2 separate regions of the Homo sapiens genome follow, and region 2 is linked to region 1. A link is an interaction called in ENCODE POLR2A ChIA-PET data of the cell type or tissue named here. Cell type or tissue: HepG2. All regions are shown on one strand. Each heading gives the region's core, and the rest is flanking DNA. Links, peaks and the distances in the headings are about the cores only. Region 1 overlaps ARRB2 (arrestin beta 2). Region 2 overlaps TM4SF5 (transmembrane 4 L six family member 5).

Region 1 (11,012 bases), core at 1,285-9,284:
GTTGAGATTTGGAGGAAGATCTGGGGGCTTTCTGGAAGAACTGAAGTCTTCTCCTTCCTCCGCCACAGATACCCCAGAATCTTCCATGCTCCGTCACACTGCAGCCAGGCCCAGAGGATACAGGAAAGGTACGGGAGGAACAGCTCTGAGGGCTCCTAGGGCAGGACATGGGCCAGCAGGAGCCTGGAGGCACAGCTGAGCCAGAGGGTGAACTGTCGAGATGCCAGGGTGGGGCCGAGGGTAGGCCAGTGTCCCCCGTGGAAGTGGGGCGTATGTGGTGGTCATTGTGCACGCATGACACTGCCTCCTGCTCTGTGGACCCGCATGGATCTGGGGATGGGGGCTCCCCTTGCACTACCATGACCAAGCCTCTGCCAGGTTCTGGGCTTTGGAGAGGAAGAAGACTTAGTCCCCAGGGTCGTGAGACCACAATGAGGCAAGAGTCCCTGCCCGAGAGGAGGGAAGGGGGAGGAAGAAAGGGCAGTGATGGTGGCGGGAGCCTCCGGTAAGATGTGGCCTTTTCTCCCCTCCCCGAGGCCTGCGGCGTAGACTTTGAGATTCGAGCCTTCTGTGCTAAATCACTAGAAGAGAAAAGCCACAAAAGGTAAGGGAAGTGACCTCCTCTGTGGTGTAAGAGGAGGCTTTCCTCCCCGCTTCCAGGAGCCCAGGCCCCGTGCGGGGGAGGAGTAGGGTTGGGGTGTGTGAGGAATGACCCCTCCTGCCCCTACTCTGATCCCAGGAACTCTGTGCGGCTGGTGATCCGAAAGGTGCAGTTCGCCCCGGAGAAACCCGGCCCCCAGCCTTCAGCCGAAACCACACGCCACTTCCTCATGTCTGACCGGTCCCTGCACCTCGAGGCTTCCCTGGACAAGGAGGTGGGGCGTGAGAGGGTGACACGGATGCCACGGTGCAGTTTAGACCCTGGGGGAGGGGCGAAGCCACACATCAAGAGGACATTTGTAAAGGAGGTTGCCTTGGCTGGGTGTGGACAGTTGCCGTGGGCTTGGGTTTGAGGGGAGGGGGCCAGAACAATGTGTCTGTGTTTGGGGACACACTGATGATGGGAACAGTGAAAACCAGTTCCAATTCACATGACCCCCTCCCCCCAAAAGCTGTACTACCATGGGGAGCCCCTCAATGTAAATGTCCACGTCACCAACAACTCCACCAAGACCGTCAAGAAGATCAAAGTCTCTGGTAGGAGGTGGGGTTTGGAAGGGGGTCTTCGGGGAGGGCGTTACTGCACAGGTGGCTCCTGGTGTGATCTCAGCCCAGGCCATTTCCCAGTGCGGGAGACCCACCAGGGCTCAAAGAATTTAGGTTGTTCCATAATGATACGGGGAGCCTCGGTGTTTACTGCTTCAGTGGGGAGCATGGGGGGGCCACGCCACGGGGTCTGGAGTTGTGGTGTGGTGGTGGCTTGTGCTCCATCCAGAGCTGCCTGACCCCGTCCCACCCCACAGTGAGACAGTACGCCGACATCTGCCTCTTCAGCACCGCCCAGTACAAGTGTCCTGTGGCTCAACTCGAACAAGAGTGAGTATCGGGAGAGACCCATGTTCCAATCTAGGGGAGAAGAGCAGGATCAGGAGAATGTGAGGTGGAGGAAGAATTCTTCCTGAGCCATCTCCACCTTTTTTTTTTTTTTTGAGATGGAGTTTTTGCTCTTGTTGCCCAGCCTGGAGTGCAATGGGGCAACCTCTGCTCACTGCAACCTCCACCTCCCGGGTTCAAGCGATTCTCCTGCCTCAGCCTCCCACGTAGCTGGGACTACAGGCATGCACCACCATACCCGGCTTATTTTTAATAGAGACGAGGTTTCACCATGTTGGCCAAGCTAGTTGCGAACCCCTGACCTCAAGTGACCCACCCGTCGCGGCCTCTCAAAGTGCTGGGATTACAGGCGTGAGCCGCCGCGACCGGCCACCATCTTCACTTAAAAGGGTATTCCCTCCACAGCCAGGCTCCAGGCTGTTAATTTTCTTGAGCACGTTGAGCCAAAACCTACTCCCTTGTGACCTGTGCCCAAAGAAACAAGGGACTAGTGAGGGGGAGATGCTGCTTGGGGGTCATAGGCCGCCCCTTGCCCAGCCCAGCGCCCCTAAGCATCTTGTTCTCTTGTCCCCACCCCCAGTGACCAGGTATCTCCCAGCTCCACATTCTGTAAGGTGTACACCATAACCCCACTGCTCAGCGACAACCGGGAGAAGCGGGGTCTCGCCCTGGATGGGAAACTCAAGCACGAGGACACCAACCTGGCTTCCAGCACCATGTGAGGGTGGGGCTGGGGCGGGTCCCCTGCAGGCCAGGGGCCAGACGTCGGTTCAGTGCTCTATCCTAGTGTGCCAGGGATGTATCAGTGAACAGAAGAGACAAAAAGAACTCTTACATTCTAGGGGAGGGAGGATAGCCAAATCTGATCAGTGGTCACTGTACAGCAGGTTTAGTGACAAGTATGAAGGAGAAAAAGCCAGGCAGAGAAGGAAGGGATGGGGGGCAGTGAGGTGCGAAGGTGAATTCGGAGTAAGGACCCAGCGGAAGTAAGCAATGTGGGTGAGCAGGAAAGGAGGGTTCTGGGCAGAGAGAAAACAAAGACTCAGAGGTGGGGCAGCCTGGGGTGTTGGAGGAATGGGGAGGTGCCATCGTGCCCTCGGGCAGGAGCAGCCCTGGAGGTCCCCAGCTTCACAAAGGGCTGGATTTCACCTCTCCGGATGCCTTTGTTCAGGGTTCTCACTGCACAGCCACACACAGCAGGCCCGGAGGGCAACTTAGGGAGAAGAACTAAGTACCAGGAGAGGAGGAGGAGGTGAGGTCAGGGGCTAATGGAGAGCCAGACGGTGCAAGGCTGTTAGCGGAGAAGGACGTCAGCTTTTCCTGGAGAGGAGCCAAGGAGGCTCTGAGCAGGGAGTGCAGTGCGCACTGTACCATAACCGCACGGCCTGGGCTGCTGGGGCCCTGGGGGCCTGTGCGAGTTTGTGGTCCTGCCCAGAGTCCCCGTGGGAACCCCACGGTGGGCCAGGTGACAGGGTGATAGGCCCTGGTCTGACTCCAACACCCTCAATTGCAGCGTGAAGGAGGGTGCCAACAAGGAGGTGCTGGGAATCCTGGTGTCCTACAGGGTCAAGGTGAAGCTGGTGGTGTCTCGAGGCGGGTGAGTGTCATGGGGGAGCCTGGGTGGGGGTCACACTGGCTCTCTCTAGTCCCATGTCGTCGTCCTCTTCACGATGCCTCTCCCCTTCCCCAGGGATGTCTCTGTGGAGCTGCCTTTTGTTCTTATGCACCCCAAGCCCCACGACCACATCCCCCTCCCCAGACCCCAGTCAGGTGAGCACACTACCCACCCCAAGCCCTCAGAGGGAGGGCCTGAAGCAGGGCCAGTGGAGGAAAACTGGCCCTTCCAGCACCCACCCCCACACCCCCTCTTCCCGTCCCCCCAGCCGCTCCGGAGACAGATGTCCCTGTGGACACCAACCTCATTGAATTTGATACCAAGTAAGAAACTCATTCCCCTACTTGACCCTCTTGGGACAAAGATTCCTATAACATTCAAATCTGCCCTCATACCTCTTCCTTGCTTTTGGTGGGGAGAAGCGGATTGTAGCATCAAATCAAGATGCCTTAGCCTTGTGAGGCTGCCTCTTGCTGCCTTTTCTTTGTCCCTTCCTGTAAATACCTCTGGTCCCACTGCTGTTCGAACGCCTCTGTCCCAGAGGCCTAGCTTCGGGGAGGGCAGGGAGTGGGAGGCTGGGACAAGAGTCAGAAGCCCTCACCTCACAACCCTCTTTCCCACCACCAAGCTATGCCACAGATGATGACATTGTGTTTGAGGACTTTGCCCGGCTTCGGCTGAAGGGGATGAAGGATGACGACTATGATGATCAACTCTGCTAGGAAGCGGGGTGGGAAGAAGGGAGGGGATGGGGTTGGGAGAGGTGAGGGCAGGATTAAGATCCCCACTGTCAATGGGGGATTGTCCCAGCCCCTCTTCCCTTCCCCTCACCTGGAAGCTTCTTCAACCAATCCCTTCACACTCTCTCCCCCATCCCCCCAAGATACACACTGGACCCTCTCTTGCTGAATGTGGGCATTAATTTTTTGACTGCAGCTCTGCTTCTCCAGCCCCGCCGTGGGTGGCAAGCTGTGTTCATACCTAAATTTTCTGGAAGGGGACAGTGAAAAGAGGAGTGACAGGAGGGAAAGGGGGAGACAAAACTCCTACTCTCAACCTCACACCAACACCTCCCATTATCACTCTCTCTGCCCCCATTCCTTCAAGAGGAGACCCTTTGGGGACAAGGCCGTTTCTTTGTTTCTGAGCATAAAGAAGAAAATAAATCTTTTACTAAGCATGAGTGTGTGTTTTCTCTGTAGTGTTTAGAGAGTGTATGGTGTGCTTATCCATGATTCTGTTAGCTTGTGGGGGAGGACCCAGTCTCTCTTCTGCACCCAAAAGCCACCTGACACGGAGGCTATCAGCAAATGTTTATTGGATGACTGTGCTGTGGCTGTGTTCCAGGGTAAACATCAAAACTTGACTTAGTCCAAACTCAAGGGTGAGGCTTGATAAGGCCACAAAGTGAACTTAGTCATTTCTAGAGGTCACAGTAACTAAACTAACTCGCCTGCACACAGATGCTCACGGGAGCTAGCCAGGGCAGGCCCTTCCCTGTTGCGGCCGACGCACATGACCACCTGTGACCTGTTGTGACCGAGTCGCGTTCATTTCCACTGCTCCTTATGGCTGCTCGAGCCATCTGCTCCTGTGGCTCAGCGGTGCCACAACCGCAGGCCTCACCAGACAAGCCACGTGACGTCTCTGGAGTCTGGTACCTACATTCTAACACAGAAGCTGAGGCTTGGGCAGCAAGAACGTCATGCTGCCGTGGGCCCCTGTCCTAGGGACCACATCTTAGTGCTGTTCATGGGATATTCATCAGGGACTCCCTGAGGCTTGACCGAAGCCCCAGGCTGGGCTGGAGGGAGGTAGCATCACTCCACGAACATTTCTCACCTCCATCATCTGCTTCCACTCCTGAAGCCCAATCTTTCTCCTAAAGCTCCTTCATGCATTCCACAAACAATCTGGATTTGAGTCCCTACAAAGTACCAGGCATAGTATAGCAGTACAACAACAACAACAACAACAAAAACACATTAATTCATTCCCTTTTTTTTTTTTTTCTTTTGAGACAGAGTCTTGCTCTGTCGTCCAGGCTGGAGTGCAATGGTGCCATCTCGGCTCACTGTAACCTCCGCCTCCCAGGTACAAGTGATTCTCCTGCCTCAGCCTCCGGAGTAGCTGGGATTACAGGCGCCCGCCACAACTCCCGGCTAATTTTTGTATTTTTAGTGGAGATGGGGTTTCGCCATGTTGGTCAGGCTGTTCTCAAACTCCTCACCTCAAGTGGTCCACCCGCCTCGGCCTCCCAAAGTGCTGGGATTACAGGTGTGAGCCACCGCGCCAGGCCTCCCTAGTTATTTAACTACAATATCTTTGCTTCAGAGGAGAAGTACTGGAGCCAGGAGAACGCGTGACAGGGAGTTCTGAGCTAGGTTGGGTTTGGGGAAGATTTCCCTGAGAAAGTGACCTTTAAGCAGAGAAGTGAAAGATGAGGGGAGTTCGGGGACCGTCCAGGGATGAGCATTCTGGGCAATGGCAGTGTCGTGTGAAGGCAGGAGGAAACAACACATCTGGGACCTAAAGAGGCCAGAGAGACTGGGACAGAGACAGCCAGAGGCAAAGTAGTTCCTTCTGGCTGCTGAGCCAGATGGGGACAGCTCGCACAGGCCTTTAGTCTATGTTATGACTCGTGACTTCTAGTTAAATCGCCATTTACCCACAAGCTTTAAGTACTGCCAAAAGGCCCGTGACCTTGCTTACCCCGCCACGGCGGCAGCCTCCCCTGCAGAACCTGGACTTTCTCATGCGGAAGAACGGAAGAACCATCCCGCCTAATACCATCTCCAGCATCCCTCCGACTCCCGTGCACCTGCTCCTTGACCTCTAAGCCCAGGTATCTCAATTTTTTTTTTTTTTTTTTTGAGATGGAGTCTTGCTTTCTCACCCAGGCTGGAATGCAATGGTGCTATCTTGGCTCACTGCAACCTCTGCCTCCCAGGTTCAAGCAATTCTTCTGCCTCAGCTTCCCGAGTAACTGGGACTACAGGCACACGCCACCACGCCTGGCTAATTTTTGTATTTTTAGTAAAGACAAGGTTTCGCCATACTGGCCAGGCTGGTCTCGAACTCCTGACCTCCTGATCCGCCCACCTTGGCCCCCCAAAGTGCTGGGATTACAGGCGTGAGCCACCGCGCCTGGCCGATCTCAAATTTTTTTCAGGAGAATCAGAACCCTCGGGGTGCCATGGTAAAAATCCAGAGTTGGGCTCCACCTTTCCCGATTCTGAGTCACAAGGTCCCAAGAAGAATCCAAAAATCCGGATTTTTAATTAGTACACACTTTGAGAAACTGCCCTTTTTATTTATTTAATTAACTTATTTATTATTATCTTTTTTTGAGATGGAGTCTCACTTTGTCACCCAGGCTGGAGTGGAATGGCGCAATCTCAGCTCACTGCAACCTCCGCCTCCCGGGTTCAAGCCGTTCTCCTGCCTCAGCCTCCCGAGTAGCTGGGATTACAGGCACGTGCCACCATGCCTGGCTAATTTTTGTATTTTTATAGAGCCAAGGTCTCGCCATTGCACTCCAGCCTGGGCGACAAGAGCAAAACTCTCTCTCAATAAATAAATAAATAGTCTAATTCAATGGCATTTAGTATACTCACAATGTTGTACAACAATCCCCTCTGTCTACTTCCAAACATTTGGCTTCCTGTATTTTCAATAACAGATAAATTTTTTTAAATTGTCTTTCTTAAGGCCGGGCGCAGTGGCTCACACCTGTGATTTGTAATCCCAGCACTTTGGGAAGCCGAGGCGGGTGGATCGCCTGAGGTCAGGAGTTCGAGAACAGCCTGGCCAACATAGTGACACCCCGTCTCTACTAAAAATACAAAAAATTAGCTGAGCATGGTGGCGGGCGCCAGTAATCCCAGCTACTCGGGAGGCTGAGGCAGGAGAATCACTTGAACCCTGGAGGTGGAGGTTGCAGTGAGCTGAGATTGTGCCACTGCACTCCAGCCTGGGCAACAAGAACAAAACTCCATCTCAGAAAAAAAAAAAAATTCTTTTTGCTTTTTAGGTTCATACACTAGGAAAATTTTTTATATTTATTTTCATGTAGTCAGTTATAATAGCCACACAAAAAAAAAAAAAAAAAAAAAAAAAACAGCTTATGGCCAGGCGCGGTGGCTCATGCCTGTAATCCCAGCACTTTGGGAGGCCGAGGCAGGCGGATCACAAAGTCAGGAGATCGAGACCATCCTGCTAACACGGTGAAACCCCGTCTCTACTAAAAATACAAAAAATTAGCCAGGCGGGGTGGCGGGTGCCTGTAGTCCCAGCTACTCGGGAGGCTGAGCAAGAGAATGGTGTGAACCCGGGAGGTGGAGCTTGCAGTGAGCCGAGATGGTGCCACTGCACTCCAGGCTGGGTGACAGAGCGAGACTCCGTCTCAAAAACAAACAAACAAACAAAAAAACCAGCTGATTGGGTGTTTTGTCACAAAGCTTTTGGCCCTTCTGTTTTCTCACTACTTGACACTTCCTTTTCTTTCCAGCCTATACTTCAAGGTCACCATATCAACCCCTATCTCATCAGCACACTCCACCCTCCATTCACAATCCTGTTCTCAATCCACAGCCTGGATCCATCCAACTATCTCCCTTCTCTGCTCTGAACACAGGGGTTGGTGCTCATACAACCACTTGCTTGTTCATTCAACACATTTTGTTTTTGAGACAGAGTTCTCGCTGTGTCACCCACGCTACAATGCAGTGGCCCAATCTCGACTCACCACAACCTCCGCCTCCCGGGTTCAAGCGATTCTCCTGCCTCAGCCTCCTGAGTAGCTGGGATTACAGGTGCCCGCCACCCCACCTGGCTAATTTTTGTATTTTTTAGTAAAGATGGGGTTTCACCACGTTGGCCAGGCTGGTCTCGAACTCCTGGCCTCATGTGATCCACCTGCCTCAGCCTCCCAAAGTGCTGGGATTACAGGCATCAGCCACCGCGCCTGGCCAACAAACTTTTTTGAACTCATTCTAGGTACCAGACACTAGGTATGAATCTGGGGCTGCTAAAAATATATGGTCTCTAACCCAAGGTGGGCCCCCAACACCCGATAAGCTTTTGTCTCTCTCCATGTCCCTGGTTACCTCCCTCTCCTGCTCCCATCCTATGCACTAATTCTTTTTTTTTTTTTTTTAAGGTGGAGTTTCACTCTTGTTGTCCAGGCTGGAGTACAATGGCACGACCTTGGCTCACTGCAATCTCTGCCTCCCCGGTTCAAGCGATTCTCCCACCTCGGCCTCCCAAGTAGCTGGGATTACAGGCGCCCGCCACCATGCCTGGCTAATTTTTGTATTTTTAGTAGAGACGAGGTTTCACCACGTTGGCCAGGCTGGTCTCAAACTCCTGACCTCAGGTGATCTGCCCGCCTCAGCCTCCCAAAGTGGTAGGATTACAGGCGTGAGCCACCACGCCCAGCTACCTACGCACTAATTTTCTACCTTCCTCATGCTCAAAGTGACTTCTGTTTTTCACAGAGATTAGGCAATGAAGGATGAATAATTTCAATTTCCCACCTCCTACTGACAAACAGTGACATCTACACCAATTCTCCTACACAACCAAGGTTAAGATGCCTTCTCCAGTTCAAAGCTAATCCCTCCACCTGTGCTCAGATTGCTGTCCTCCCACCTCCATTGAGACCTTGATTCACCAAACCACACCCCTCTCCTACCTGTGTCTATGGCTCTTCCTCCATGGTAAATAAGCCCACATAAGTCTATTCCATTTAAGGAAAGAGGAGGGAGGAAGAAAAAAAAGAGGAAGAAGGAAAGGACAAACCAAACAAAACACTCTCCTCTACACTTACGTCTCTTTTTTATTTCCTCTCTTCTTTGGTTTTGTTTTGTTTTGTTTTTTGAGACAGATTTTCGCTCTTGTCACCCAGGCTGGAGTGCAATGGTGAGATCTCAGCTCACTGTAACCTCCGCCTCCTGGGTTCAAGTGATTCTCCAGCTTCAGCCTCCTGAGTAGCTTGGATTACAGGCACCCACCACCATACCCAGCTAATTTTTGTATTTTTAGTAGATACAGGGTTTCACCATGTTGGCCAGGCTGGTCTCGAACTCTTGACCTCATGATCCGCCCGCCTCGGACTCCCAAAGTGCTGGGATTACAGGCATGAGCTACTGCACCCAGCCCTCTCTCACTCTTCATTCTTTCTTTACTTTTTGTTTTCAAAGTTATATATACATATAAAGAATCAGATAGTACTACAAGACCTATTACAATAAAAAGCAGACCCTTCCCACTCTAATTTCCTCCTCCTCAGAGGCAACTACTTTCACCACCTTTTTTTTGAGACAGGGTCTTGCTCTGTCACCCTTGGCATGATCACAGCTTACTGCAGCCTCCTCGATGCCCCAGGCTGAAGAGATCCTCCCACCTCAGCCTCCCAAGTAACTGGGACTACAGGTGCAAGCCACCATGCCCAGCTAGTTTTTTTAACTTTTTTGATTATTTTATTAATTTGTTTTTTTGAGACAGAGTCTCACTCTGTCGCCAAGGCTGGAGTGCAGTGGCACTGTGTCGGCTCACTGCAACCTCCGTCTGCTAGGTTCAAGCAATTCTCCTGCCTCAGCCTCCCGAGTAGCTGGGATTACAGGTGTCCACCACCATGCCCAGCTAGTTTTTATATTTTTAGTAGAGACGGGGTTTCACCATGTTGGCCAGGTTGGTCTTGAACTCCTGACCTCAGGTGATCCACCCACCGTGGCTTCCCAAAGTGTTGGGATGACAGGCGTGAGCCACCGCGCCCGGCCAGTTTTTTTATTTTTTGTAGAGATGGAGTATCCTCACGTTGCTCAGGCTACACCTGGCCTACTTTCACCACCTTTAGATGTTTATTTTGGCATTTACCTCCCTATCTCTAAACATGCTTATTTGGCAACTTCATGATTTTTGTTTTTGTTTGTTTTTTTTGTTTTGAGAGAGGGTCACGCTCTGTCGCCCAGGCTGGAGTGCAATGGTGCAATCTCAGCTCACTGCAACCTCCGCCTCCCATGTTCAAGCGATTCTCTTGTCTCAGCCTCCTGAGTAGCTGGGACTACAGATGCGTGCCACCACGCCCAGCTAATTTTTGTATTTTTAGTAGAGATGGGGTTTCACCATGTTGGCCAGGATGGTTTCCAACTCCCAACCTCAGGTGATCCGCCAGTCCCGGCCTCCCAAAGTGCTGGGATTATAGGCATGAGCCACCACACCTGGCTTGTGTGACAGATTTTTTTCATTACTTCCCTCATGGTTTGATTTTTCAAGGGTGTTTTGTTTGTTTGTTTGTTTTGTTTTTGAGATGGAGTCTTGCTCCAAATTGCAGTGTTACTGATACCTTCTAGTCTTCTGAAAATAATGTTTGTGGAGGAAGGGATCAAGAAATGTAGCACCATCATTTAAATTCCCTCAGGACCAACCCTACTGGACACATAAACAATAGCAACAACATCTACTTTCAATAAAATGTTGGCATTGCTCTCTGCCAATTACCTTGAGAGCCTGACTCTGGAATGAAAAGCTCTATACCGACCCTGGCCTTGAACTCCTGACCTCAAGTGATCCTCCCGCCTCGACCTCCAAAAGTGCTGGGATTGCAGGCATAAGCCACCATGCCCAGCCAAGGATGCTTTTTCGGATTCAATCATGTTTTATACTATCTCTTACCTAAAAGCTTCAACAGTTGTCCCCACCTCCCCCTTTTTATTTTGGTTTCTGTCTTTCATGTTAGAAAGTTTCTTTACATACCTAGAAATTTTTGCTTTCTGCTCACATTTAAGAGCGGGTGCTTAGCTTGACATGGTGGCTCACATCTGCAGTCCCAGCTACTCAG
Region 2 (12,171 bases), core at 2,473-10,472, 57 kb after region 1:
GGATAAACTCAGAACTTAGGTCAGTATGGCAGGGAGGATGCCCTCAAGTCGTCTTCCGGGAGATGAGAATCTATTTGCCAGGGGCGGAGGTGGGGGTTGGTTTTTGTGTTTGTTTTTTGTTTTTTTTTTTTTTTGAGACAGGGTCTCTCTCTGTTGCCCAGGCTGGAGTGTGGTGGTGCGAACATGGCTCACTGTAGCCCCAACCTCCTGGGCCCAAGCAGTCCTCCCACCTCAGCCTCCGAGCAGCTGGAACCACAGGTGGGCATCACCACACCCAGCTAACTTTTAAATATTTTATTTATTTTTATTATTATTATTTTTTTGAGACGGAGTCTCGCTCTGTCGCCCAGGCTGGAGTGCAGTGGCGCCATCTCCGTTCACTGCAACCTCTGTCTCCTGGGTTTAAGCAATTCTCCTGCCTCAGCCTCCTGAGTAGCTGGGATTACGGTCACGTGCCACCACACCCAGCTAATTTTTGCATTTTCAGTAGAGACAGGGTTTCGCCACGTTGGCTAGGCTGGTCTCGAACTCCTGACCTCAGGTGATCCGCCCCCCTCGGCCTCCCAAAGTGCTGGGATTACAGATGTGAGCCACCGCCCCAGCTTACATTTTTTGTAGAGACGGAGTATCTCTGTGTTGCCCAGACTGGTCTCAAACTCCTGGATTCAAGTGATCCTCCTGCCTCAGCCTCCCAAAGTGCTAGAATTATAGATGTGAGCCACCACGCCTGGCCAAGACTAGGATCTGTCAGAAGTGGAGGAAAAGGAGACACAGATTTCCCCAATTTACTAACCCCCATCTTCCAACTCTCCACCCATTCAGGGAAACTTTGGGATGGTCAACCTCGTTTAATATCTTCATGCGATAAAGACAAAAGATCTACCCAGCACAGTTCCCCACTTCTCAGGACAGTTGGCTAATGACATTCTCCAGGGGAGAGCTCCCCTTGGTCCCTTTTGCTGGTCACACCTCGCTGGTCACACCTCTATTTGCTAAAAGAGGATACCTCTCCTTTAACCAACAATCCCCTCTTACTCTCTAGTATCTTTTCTTCTACTCCCTCCTCCTGCATGGATTCTTGGCTGCTGTACTCTACTCTATCGCTCTAAACTCAACTCTCTTTGAGAGTCACACTCCTCTCAGGCTGACACACTTAGCCATTGTCACGGGGTGCTCCCTCTGCAACCTGAACCACCCCTGTCTCCCCACACTCCTCTGCCCCATCTAACCAGCTTGCTTCAGCGGAGCTCCCTGAGTCTGCCTTCCCCAAATATGCATTCACAGCTGCCTTCCCTCCACCTCTGTGCCCAGAGTCACTCTCAAGAAGCACCACCCGGTGGGCATGGTGGCTTACGCCTGTAATCCCAACACTTTGGGAGGCCGAGGCGGGCCAATCACCTGAGGTCAGGAGTTCAAGACCAGCCTGGCCAACATGGTGAAACCCCGTCTCTACTTAAAGAAATATACAAAAATTAGCCAGGCATAGTGGCGGGCGCCTGTAATCCCAGCTACTCGGGAGACTGAGGCAGGAGAACCCGGGAGGCAGAGGTTGCAGTGAGGCGAGATTGCGCCATTGTGCTCCAGCCTGGGCGACAGAGCAAGACTCCATCTCATACATAAATAAACAAATAAATAAGCACTGCTGTATATCACAGGGACACAGACAGGTTCCTGCTCTCCCTGAAGCTTGTGTTCCCTTTGGTAAGGCCACCAGTCTCACGGAAGCAAGGCTGGAAGTCCCACGAGAGCAAGCACTGCCTGCTTTGTTGGCCACTATGTACCCAGTGCTAGACCAGCACCTTGCACTAAACAGACACCCAATTAATAGTCATGGAATGGCAGCGTGTGCCTGTAGTCCTAGTTTGGGCCCAGAAATGAAAGATTGCAGTGAGCTATGACCACGCGCCACTGCACTCCAGCCTGGGCAACAGAGCAAGACCTTGTCTCAAGAAAATAAAAAATAAAAAAGTCATTGAATGAAGTATAGAACTAGGCAAGGCAATTTCAGATAGAAGTAGGTACCATCGGCCGGGCGCAGTGGCTCATGCCTGTAATCCCAGCACTTTGGGAGGCTGAGGCAGGCGGATCACCGAGGTCAGGAGTTCACGACCAGCCTGACCAACATGCAGAAATCCTGTCTCTACTAAAAATACAAAAATTAGCCAGGCGTGGTGGCGCATGCCTGTAGTCCCAGCTACTCAGGAAGCTGAGGCAGGAGAATTGCTTGAACCCGAGAGGCGGAGGTTGCAGTGAACCAAGATTGCACCATTGTACTCCAGCCTGGGCAACAAGAGTGAAACTCTGTCTCAAAAGTAAAAAATAAAAATAAAATGAAATGGTGCTGGCATGAAGAGCTCCTAGGCAAAGCAGATGCCACTTTTTATAGGATTTTCAGGGACAGGCTCTATGAGGTGATGTCTGAACTGAGACCCAAATGACAAGAAGAAGGTGTGAGTGTTGCAGACACTAGGGGCTGGTAGTACAAAGCCTAAGGTGGGAACAAGCTCTACACTTCTGAGGATCAGACAGGTGGCCGGTGAGGTGAGATGTAATGAGATGAGGTCTGAGGAGGGCAGAGGCTAGGCCTGGAACACCCTGAAAAGCCACAGTGGAGTCATTTGAATTTTTATTATTATAAGTACAACAGAAAACTATTGAAGGACTTTTTTTTTTTTTTGAGACGGAATCTCACTGTGTCGCCCGGGCTGCAGTGCAGTGGTGCGATCTCGGTTCACTACAAGCTCCACCTCTTGGGTTCACGCCATTCTCCTGCCTCAGCCTCCCGAGTAGCTGGGACTACAGGCGCCCGCCACCACGCACAGCAAATTTTTTTTTTTTGTATTTTTAGTAGAGATGGGGTTTCACCGTGTTAGCCAGGATGGTCTCGATCTCCTGACCTTGTGATCCACCCGCCTCGGCCTCCTAAAGTGCTGGGATTACAGGAGTGAGCCACCGCGCCATGCCCTATTGAAGGACTTTTGGCACTTTGTTTTTTGACGGTTTAAAACTTTTTATTTAAGTCACACAGACAAGTACCCAGATCCTTAGTACACAGCTCAACAAACTTTTACAAAGTGAGCACATCTGAGCCCAGGTCAAGAAACAGATCATTACCAGAAGCCCAGACATGCTTCTCACCACACACGGAACCCCAGAATCACTTCACCAACAAGCGTAACCACTATTCTGTCTTCTAACCCCATAGACGAGTTTGGCTTATTTTGCACTTTACACAAATGGAATGATAGAGTATGTGTCTGGCTTTTTTTTGAGACGGAGCTGTTGCCCAGGCTGGAGTGCAGTGGCGCTATCTCAGCTCACTGCAACCTCCGCCTCCCAGGTTCAAATGATTCTCATGCCTCAGCCTCCAGAGTAGCTGGGGTTACAGGCATGAGCCACCACGCCTGGCTAATTTTTGTATTTACTTTAGTAGAGATGGGGGTTTCGCCATGTTGGTCAGGCTGGTCTCGCACTCCCGACCTCAGGTGATCCACCCACCTCGGCCTCCCCAAGTGCTGGGATTACGAGCGTGAGCCACCGCGCCTGGCCTGTGTCTGGCTTCTTTAGCTCCATATTACGTTTGTGAGAGCCACCCATATTATCAGGTGTAGCTGTAGTTTTCTTTTTTTCTTATACATTCTATTATGTGACTATACCTCATTTATACATTCTACTGTTTGTTTGTTTGTTTTTTTGCTTTTTTGCTTTTTTGTTTTTTTTGAAACAGAGTCTCGCTCTGTCACCCAGGCTGGAGTACAATGGCGCCATCTCGGCTCACTGCAACCTCTGACTCCCAGGTTCACATGATTCTCCTGCCTCAGCCTCCTGAGTAGCTGGGATTACAGGCATGTGCCACCGTGCCCAGTTAATTTTTGTATTTTTAGTAGAGACGGGGTTTCGCGATATTGGTCAGGCTGGTTTTGAACTCCCAACCTTAGGTGATCCGCCTGCCTCGGCCTCCCAGAGTACTGGGATTACAGGCATAAGCCACTGTGCCCGGCCCATTCTACTGTTGAAGGAGATCTGGATCATTCCCAGTTTGGTTTTTTTGCAAATAATGCTGCTATAAATATTCTTGTAGATGTATTTAGGTACAAATACGTGTGCATTTCTATTGGATAAAAACCTAGCAGTAAAACTGCTGATTCTTAAGACATGCAAGTATTCAGCGCTAATAGATATTGCCAGTTTTCTGTAGTTCTTAGTGTGAGAGGTCTGGTTGCTCCACACGCCACTGGAATGAAGAAGACTCCTTTGACCACTGTGTGGAGAATGGGTAGTAGAAGGTCTGCAATATATACAGAAAAAGACCAAACTGAGCTGGGCGTGGGGCCTCAAGCCTGTAATCCCAGCACTTTTGGAGGCCGAGGCCAGCGGATCATGAGGTCAGGAGTTCGAGACCAGCCTGACCAACATGGCGAAACCCCGTCTCTACTAAAAATACAAAGTTAGCAGGGCATGGTGGTGCATGCCTGTAATCCCAGCTACTCGGAAGGCTGAGGCAGGAGAATCTCCTGAACCCAGCAGACAGAGGTTACAGTGAGCCGAGATCATGCCACTGCAATCCAGCCTGGGTGACAGAGCAAGACTCCATCTCAAAAAAAAAAAAAAAGAAAAAGAAAAGACCAAACTGAGGTCACGGAAGACATCCAGGAGAGATGAGAGTGGCTTGGACTAGGCCAGTGGCTATGGAAATGGAGAAATATGAGCTGATTCAGGCTATAAGCACAGTGTTTTCTTCTTCATTTATGATGACACTTTTCACTAAGACAAAAAGATGGTGAAGAATGAGACAGAGAAGCACATACTACAAAGGGAAGCAAACACTTTAATCAAAAGAGTAAAAATCTCAAATAGGGCCAGGTGTGGTGGCTCATGCCTGTAAAATCCCAACACTTTGGGAGGTGGAGGCAGGAGAATCGCTTGAGTCCCAGCATTCAAGACCAGCCTGGGCAACATAGTGAGACTCTATCTCAACAAAAATTTTAAAATTAGCTGGGTCTGGCCAGGTGCGGTGGCTCACACCTGTAATCCCAGCACTTTGGGAGGCCGAAGCAGGCTGATCAGCTGAGGTCAGGAGTTTGAGACCAGCCTGACCAACATGGAGAAACTTTGTCTCTACTAAAAATACAAAGTTAGCAGGGCGTGGTGGCGCATGCATGTAATCCCAGCTACTCGGGAGGCTGAGGCAGGAGAATCACCTGAACACGGGAGGCAGAGGTTACAGCGAGCCAAGATCGCGCCATTGCACTCCAGCCTGGGCAACAAGAGCAAAACTTCGTCTCAAAAAAGAAAAAATTAGCTGAGTGTGGTGGTACAAGCCTGTAATCCCAGCTACTCTAATGCTAAGGTGAGAGGATCACTTGAGCCCAGGAGGTCGAGGCTGCAGTGAGCCATGATCATGCCACTGCACTCCAGTCTGGGCAACAGTGTGAGACCCTCTCTCAAACAAAAGCAGAAACCTCAGACAAGTAGATCATTCAAAATTGGTAAATCCAAAAGGCAATTCTAGGTGTGTTTGGATCCACAAGCCTCCAGTAAGTGACCTAACCAGGGAGGTAAAGTAAGGTGTCAGCATGGGTCCTGGCCCTGCCATGAGACAGGAAGAAGAGAGAGCAGGTGTTTCTCTGAGGTTGCTGGGGATGATATAATAGAACTGAAACTCTCAGCCCTTTCCCTGGAGAAGCACAAAATGCTGCCTTGGATGGTATGTGCCAGATAAGACACATGAGGAGCCAGGCACAGTGGCTCATGCCTGTAATCCCAGCAATTTGGGAGGCTGAAGCAGGAGGATTGCTTGAGCCCAGGAGTTCGAGATCAGCTAGGCAACATGGTAAGACATGAACTCTCCAAAAAAATTAGCCAGGCATGTTGTTCCGCACCTTTAGTCCCAGCTACTCGGGAGGCCGAGGTGAGAAGATCATTTGAGCCCAGGAGGTTGAGGATGCAGTGAGCCATGATTGCACCACTGCATTCCAGCCTGGATGACAGAGTGAGATCCTGTCTCAAAAAGCAAACACACACACACACGAAAGCAAGAAGCAAGACAGCTGTGGAATTCCAGAGATAGGAGACAGGCAAAGAACCTGACCTGGTGCAACGAAGATAAAGGTAACGGAGCCAGATGAGGAGGCTTAAATGCCTTACAAGAGTTAGGCGTTCAAGTTACAAGTCTTGGCCAGGCGCGGTGGCTCACGCTTGTAATCCCAGCACTTTGGGAGGCTGAGGCAGGCGGATCACGAGGTCAGGAGATCAAGACCATTCTGGCCAACATGATGAAACCCCGTCTCTACTAAAAATACAAAAAATTAGCCCGGCGTGGTGGCATGTGCATGTAGTCCCAGCTACTCAGGAGGCTGAGGCAGGAGAATCACTTGAACCTGGGAGGTGGAGGTTGCAGTGAGCCAAGATCACACCACTGTACTCCAACCTGGTGACAGAGTGAGACTCCGTCTCAAAAAAAAAAAAAAAAAAAGAGTTCAGTCTTGATGGGCTTCTCTGTGAAGAGACCCTAAAGGATTTGAGCAGAGAAAAGACCAGTTGAAAGCTATGTTTAGGCCAGATGCAGTGACTTACACCTGTAATCCCAGCAATTTGGTAGGCCAGGGCAGGAGGAGCCCAGGAGTTCAAGACCAGCCTGAGCAAATAGCAAGACCCCATGTCTACAAAATTTTTTTTAATTAGCTGGGAATGATGACGCATGCCTGCGATACCAGCTACTCAGGAGGCTGAGGCAGGAGGATCACTTGAGCCCAGGAGGTCAAGGCTAAAGTCAGCCACGATCAAGCCACTGCATTCCAGCCTGGGTGGCAGAGTGAGACCCTGTTTCAAAAAGAAAGAAAGAAAAAAAAAAGCTATGTTTAACCTGATAGAGGATAGAGTGTAGGGTGGCATGGGGCAAGAGCTATGAGAGTGTAATAGGGAGGCTGAGAACACCCTCATGGGAGGTGATGAGGGATTCAATGTGGGGAGGAACTCACAGATTCAGGAGCCACTTAAGTAAAAGTTGAGAAAATTTGATGTCTTTCTGGGTGCAAGATTAAAGCTTTCCAGCCTGGCTGACCTAGTAGATGTTATTTTTTCCACTGATGGAGACAAGAAAGTCAAAGGGAGATGAATTTGAGGAATATTGTGAGATGAGCGTGAGGCTGGTTGAATTTGAGCTAAAACCAAGATATTCAAGTGAACATAGGATCTGGAGGCATCAGTTTTGGAGGCAACTTCTGGCAGAGTGAAGAGCTGATTCCCTGAAAGGGGATGGGCATTGTTAGGAAAGCCACAGGGAGAAAAAAAGACCAAGGCTTGAATCTTGGAAAATGCTACACTCCATATCAGACCATCCACTAGCACTCTTCCACACTCTACTGTAATCCCAATTCACCAGACACTCCAACACCTCTATCCCTTCCTGCTGCTGAGGGAACTTATAAATATTGAGTTACTCTGAGCTGGTCTTTTTTTTTTTTTTTTTTTGAGATGGAGTTTCGCTCTTATTGCCCGGGTTGGAGTACAGTGGCACGATCTCAGCTCACCACAACCTCCACCTCCCAGGTTCAAGTAATTCTCCTGCCTCAGCCCCCCGAGTAGCTGAGATTATAGGCATGCGCCACCACGCCCGGCTAATTTTGTATTTTTAGCAGAGTTGGGGTTTCTCCATGTTGGTCAGGCTGGTCTTGAACTTCCGACCTCAGGTGATCCACCAGCCTCAGCCTCTCAACATGCTGGGATTTCAGGCGTGAACCACCGCGCCCGGCCTCTGAGCCAGTCTTAACACCTAGTCAGCTTGTTCTCCCATTAAATCCTGAGAACAGACCTGTGAGGTAGATCTTCCAGACCCATTTTATACAGGCAAAACTGAGACCCTGAGAGATGAATCAATTCATAGCATGTGAAGTAGTTTCCCTGATTTCCATTCAGTAGGGCACCTACTATGTGCCAAGATTGGGGAAAATAATGATATTGGGCCCTACCCTCTAGAGGCCACAATCTGGACAGAGATAAGGTAGGCACGTAAATAAGGATAAAGTAAGGTGAAGCCCAGCAGCTCCAGGAGACGTAGAGATAAGGTCTTCTACAGTCCAAAGGGCTGAAGGCATCACAGGCAGCTTCCTGAAGGAGGTAGGCACTGATGCAAGTCAGGCCTGGAGGATCTGGGGGGACGTGCTATAACAATGACTCTTGTCCCACAGGTACTGTGTCCGGGGATTGCAGCCGTTCGGGCAGGGGGCAAGGGCTGCTGTGGTGCTGGGTGCTGTGGAAACCGCTGCAGGGTAAGATCCAGATTAAGAAGGAATTCAGGGCTGGGGGTGGTGTCTCATGCCTGTAATCCCAACACTTTAGCAGGCTGAGGTGGGAGTACGGCTTGAGCCAGGAGTTCTAGACCAGCCCAGGAAACATGGCAAGATCCCTATCTCTACTAACAATACAAAAATTAGCCGGGCGTGGTGGCAAGCACCTGCAATCTCGGCTACTTGGGAGGCTGAGGTGGGAGGGCCGCTTGAGCCCAGGAGGTCCAGGCTGCAGTAAGCAGTGATTTAAAAAAAAAAAAAAAAAAAAAAAAAGAAGAGAAAAGATACAGAAATTAGCCAGGCGTGGTGGCGGGCACCTGTAATCCCAGCTACTCAGGAGGCTGAGGCAGGAAAATCACTTGAACCCTGGAGGCAGAGGTTGCAATGGGCCGAGATCACACCATTGCACTCCAGCCTGGGCAACAAGAGTGAAACTCTGTCTCAAAAAAAAGAAAAGAAAAGATACAGAAATTAGCCTGGTGTGGTGGTGGGCGCCTGTAATCCCAGCTACTCAGGAGGCTGAGGCAGGAGATTACGGTGAGCCAAGATTGTGCCATTGCATTCCAGCCTGGGCAACAAGAGCAAAACTCCGCCTCAAAAAAAATGTATTTTTATTTTATTTTACATTTATTTATCTTATTTATTTTAGACATAGTCTTGGTCTGTCACCCAGGCTGGAGTACAGTGGCACGATCTTGGCTCACTGCAGCTTCCGCCTCCCTAGTTCAAGCCATTCTTGTTCTTCCAGCCTCCCAAGTAGCTGGGATTACAGGCGCCTGCCACCACACCCAGCTAATTTTTATATTTTTAGTAGAGACGGGGTTTCACTGTTGGCCAGAGTGGTCTGAAACTCCTGGCCTCAGGCGATCTGCCCCCCTTGGCCTCCCAAAGTGCTGGGATTACAGGTGTGAGATATCGTGCCCAGCCTCGAGTCAGGTTTAAAATAAATTTCCCTTCAAACCCCGGGCTTGCAGTTAGGCTAACCTGAAAGCCAGCGGCCGCCGAGATTCACTGGGGTTGTAGTTCCCCCCTCTCCCCTTCACCCGCCTACCCCTCAGGATCATTGAGATCTGAGATTTGTGGGTGCCAGGGAAGGGTGGGGTGGGGCCTGGGAGTCCGCAGAGGAGCTTGTGTAGCTAGGAATTCCATAGAGAGTGCTGTGGTTCTGCAAGGACAGGTGCAGAAACAGAGTCCGAATTTCTAATTTTTTTTTTTTTTTTTCTTTTTGAGACGGGGTCTGGCTCTGTCGCCCAGGCTGGAGTGCAGTGGTGCGATCTCGGCTCATTGCAACCTCCGCCTCCCATGTTCAAGCTATTCTCCTGCCTCAGCCTCGGGCATGTGCCACCACACCCGGCTAATTTTTGTATTTTCAGTAAAGACAAGGTTTCTCCATGTTGGCCAGGCTGGTCTTGAACTCTCGACCTCAGGAGATCCACCCGCCTCAGCCTCCCAAAGTGCTGAGATTACAGGGGTGAGCCACCGCGCCCGGCATTAAAAAATACATTTTAACAACCCGACTGGAGCAGATTTCGATAATGCGTGGGGGCTGGCGCTGAGCGTCGTCACCCACAGGTGGGGAGATTGGGCCTTACCTCCCCTTCCACACCACATCCAGATGCTGCGCTCGGTCTTCTCCTCGGCGTTCGGGGTGCTTGGTGCCATCTACTGCCTCTCGGTGTCTGGAGCTGGGCTCCGAAATGGACCCAGATGCTTAATGAACGGCGAGTGGGGCTACCACTTCGAAGACACCGCGTAAGGTTTAGCCTGTATTCGTGTCCTCCATTCTCTGCCTCTTCCCTCCCGCCCTTCCCCCGTGGACTGGGACACCTGGGCGGGACTCGACTTCGAGGGCACTCGCTCCACGTGGGCTACCTGGGCCTTAGCAAATCCCCTGGGACGTATTCTTGGGGGCGGGGTGGCGCACGCGCACGCTGCCTTCTCCCACGTGGCCTCACCCCTCCCACAGGGGAGCTTACTTGCTCAACCGCACTCTATGGGATCGGTGCGAGGCGCCCCCTCGCGTGGTCCCCTGGAATGTGACGCTCTTCTCGCTGCTGGTGGCCGCCTCCTGCCTGGAGATAGTACTGTGTGGGATCCAGCTGGTGAACGCGACCATTGGTGTCTTCTGCGGCGATTGCAGGAAAAAACAGGTGAAATTTCTTGCGGTGGAGTTGTAGAGGGAACCTGCCTGGTCCTGGCTGCGTTCTCACCTTCTCTTTTCCGCAGGACACACCTCACTGAGGCTCCACTGACCGCCGGGTTACACCTGCTCCTTCCTGGACGCTCACTCCCTTGCTCGCTAGAATAAACTGCTTTGCGCTCTCTTCTCTGTCTGAGATTGTGCCTTCTGTAAGGAGGAGTGTGCGAGAGGCTACGGATACACCTGGCCTTTGGGGCCCCTGCACCCCACTTGTACTTTCTTAACGAATAGATACTGAGCTATTTGGTTGCGCTGGAAATAAGGACGGTAAACAAGACAGACAAGTTTTATTCTCTCAAAGAACTTGGCATTCCAAGAGTGGAAGATAGGCAATTTTTAAAAGAAGCAAAAAATTATTTCAATAGGTAATAAGCACTTTTTTTTTTTTTTTTTGACAGGGTCTCGCTGTCACTCAGGCTGGAAGGCCGTGGTACGATCTCGGTTCACTGCATCCTCCACCTCCTGGGCTCAAGCAATCCTCCCGTCTCAGCCTCCCAAGTAGCTGGGACCATAGGCATATGCCACCATGCCTTGCTAACTTTTTTGTATTTTTTGTAGAGACGAGGTTGCCCAGGCTGGTCTCGAACTCCTGAGCAAAAGTAATCCTCCCACTTCAGGCTCCCAAAGTATTGGGATTACAGGCTTGAGCCACCGTGCGTGGCCGATAAGCACTTTTTAAAAGCATGTTGGTAATGGGATTGATATTGACTTATGGAGAGACTCTCTTTTATGACAGGGAAAATTTGAGAAAATGAAATTTGAGCTAAGATCAGGAAGGCTTGCTAACCATCTGGATATTTGGGGGATTATAGGCAGAGAGAACAGCAAGGACAAAGATCCTAAACAGGGATCAGTTCTGTAGGAGAAAATAATGAAAACTATGGAAAAGACACTGTAACCTCTTAAGCTCTAGAAAATGGAACTGTAAAGCCATTGTGGCCTTGTCACCTCCTAATTTGATAGAATTTTTTTTTTTTGCTTTTTTTGACAGGGTCTCACTTTGTCACTCAGGCTGGAGTGCAGTGGCACGATCTCGGCTCATTGCAGCCTCCACCTCCTGGGCTAAAGCAATCCTCCTGCCTCTGCCTCCTGAGTAGCTGGGACTACAGGCGCACACCACCATACCCCTGCTAATTTTTGTACTTTTTGTAGAGAGGGGATTTCACCATGTTGCCCAGGCTGGTCTCCAACTGCTGAGCTTAAACAATCCACCCACCTCAGCCTCCCAGAGTGCTGAGATTACAGCTGTGAGCCACCACATCTGGCCATAATTTGGTAGAATTTTCTTAATCTTAGGTCACTGGTTCAGAAAGGAGACAACCTAGGCACCTAATGGGGGCAGGGTGTCTGCAGACTCTCTCAGAAAGCCAGACTTCCTGGGCCCGCACGATGGTGCAAGCCGGTAATCCCAAAACTTTGGAAGGCTGAAGCCAGTGGATCACTTGAGGTCAGGAGTTTGAGACCAGCTTGGCCAACATGGGGAAACTCCATCTCTACTAAAAATACAAAAATTAGCTGGGCATGGTGGTGGGTACCAGTAGTCCCAACTACTCAGGAGGCTGAGGCAGAAGAATCGTTTGAACCCAGGAGGTGGAAGTTGCAGTGAGCCAAGATCATACCACTGCACTCCAGCCTGAGTGACAGAGTGAGACTCCAAAAAAAAAAAAAAAAAAAAAAGCCAGA

The links. ChIA-PET counts read pairs that join two places held together with the same protein. Peaks named below come from ENCODE experiments on the same cell type or tissue, not always from the same donor. Only the 100,000 strongest peaks of a DNase experiment are listed, where the experiment ranks them.
Region 2: POLR2A ChIA-PET joins it to region 1 with 16 read pairs; 20 of 35 experiments call an interaction of 5 or more read pairs at or near these places.

The regions. Positions count from the first base shown.
Region 1 is chr17:4,717,149-4,728,160 of GRCh38, forward strand. It overlaps ARRB2 (arrestin beta 2), which reads left to right. Exons shown (of 15, transcript NM_004313.4): 6 at 69-128; 7 at 537-604; 8 at 740-875; 9 at 1,113-1,197; 10 at 1,464-1,536; 11 at 2,135-2,272; 12 at 3,068-3,151; 13 at 3,245-3,324; 14 at 3,438-3,492; 15 at 3,798-4,349. The coding sequence ends at 3,891. Among named protein-coding and RNA genes, the nearest start is that of MED11, 8.8 kb to the right of the region's middle. RefSeq lists enhancers at 400-569, 1,104-2,303 and a silencer at 8,573-8,773. In HepG2, for the core only: no CTCF peak of the experiment used is centred there; DNase peaks (open chromatin) are centred at 3,833 and 4,533.
Region 2 is chr17:4,772,600-4,784,770 of GRCh38, forward strand. TM4SF5 (transmembrane 4 L six family member 5) reads left to right here. Exons shown (of 5, transcript NM_003963.3): 2 at 8,190-8,270; 3 at 9,904-10,040; 4 at 10,255-10,438; 5 at 10,515-10,612. The coding sequence ends at 10,529. Among named protein-coding and RNA genes, the nearest start is that of TM4SF5, 6.8 kb to the left of the region's middle. In HepG2, for the core only: no CTCF peak of the experiment used is centred there; a DNase peak (open chromatin) is centred at 6,002.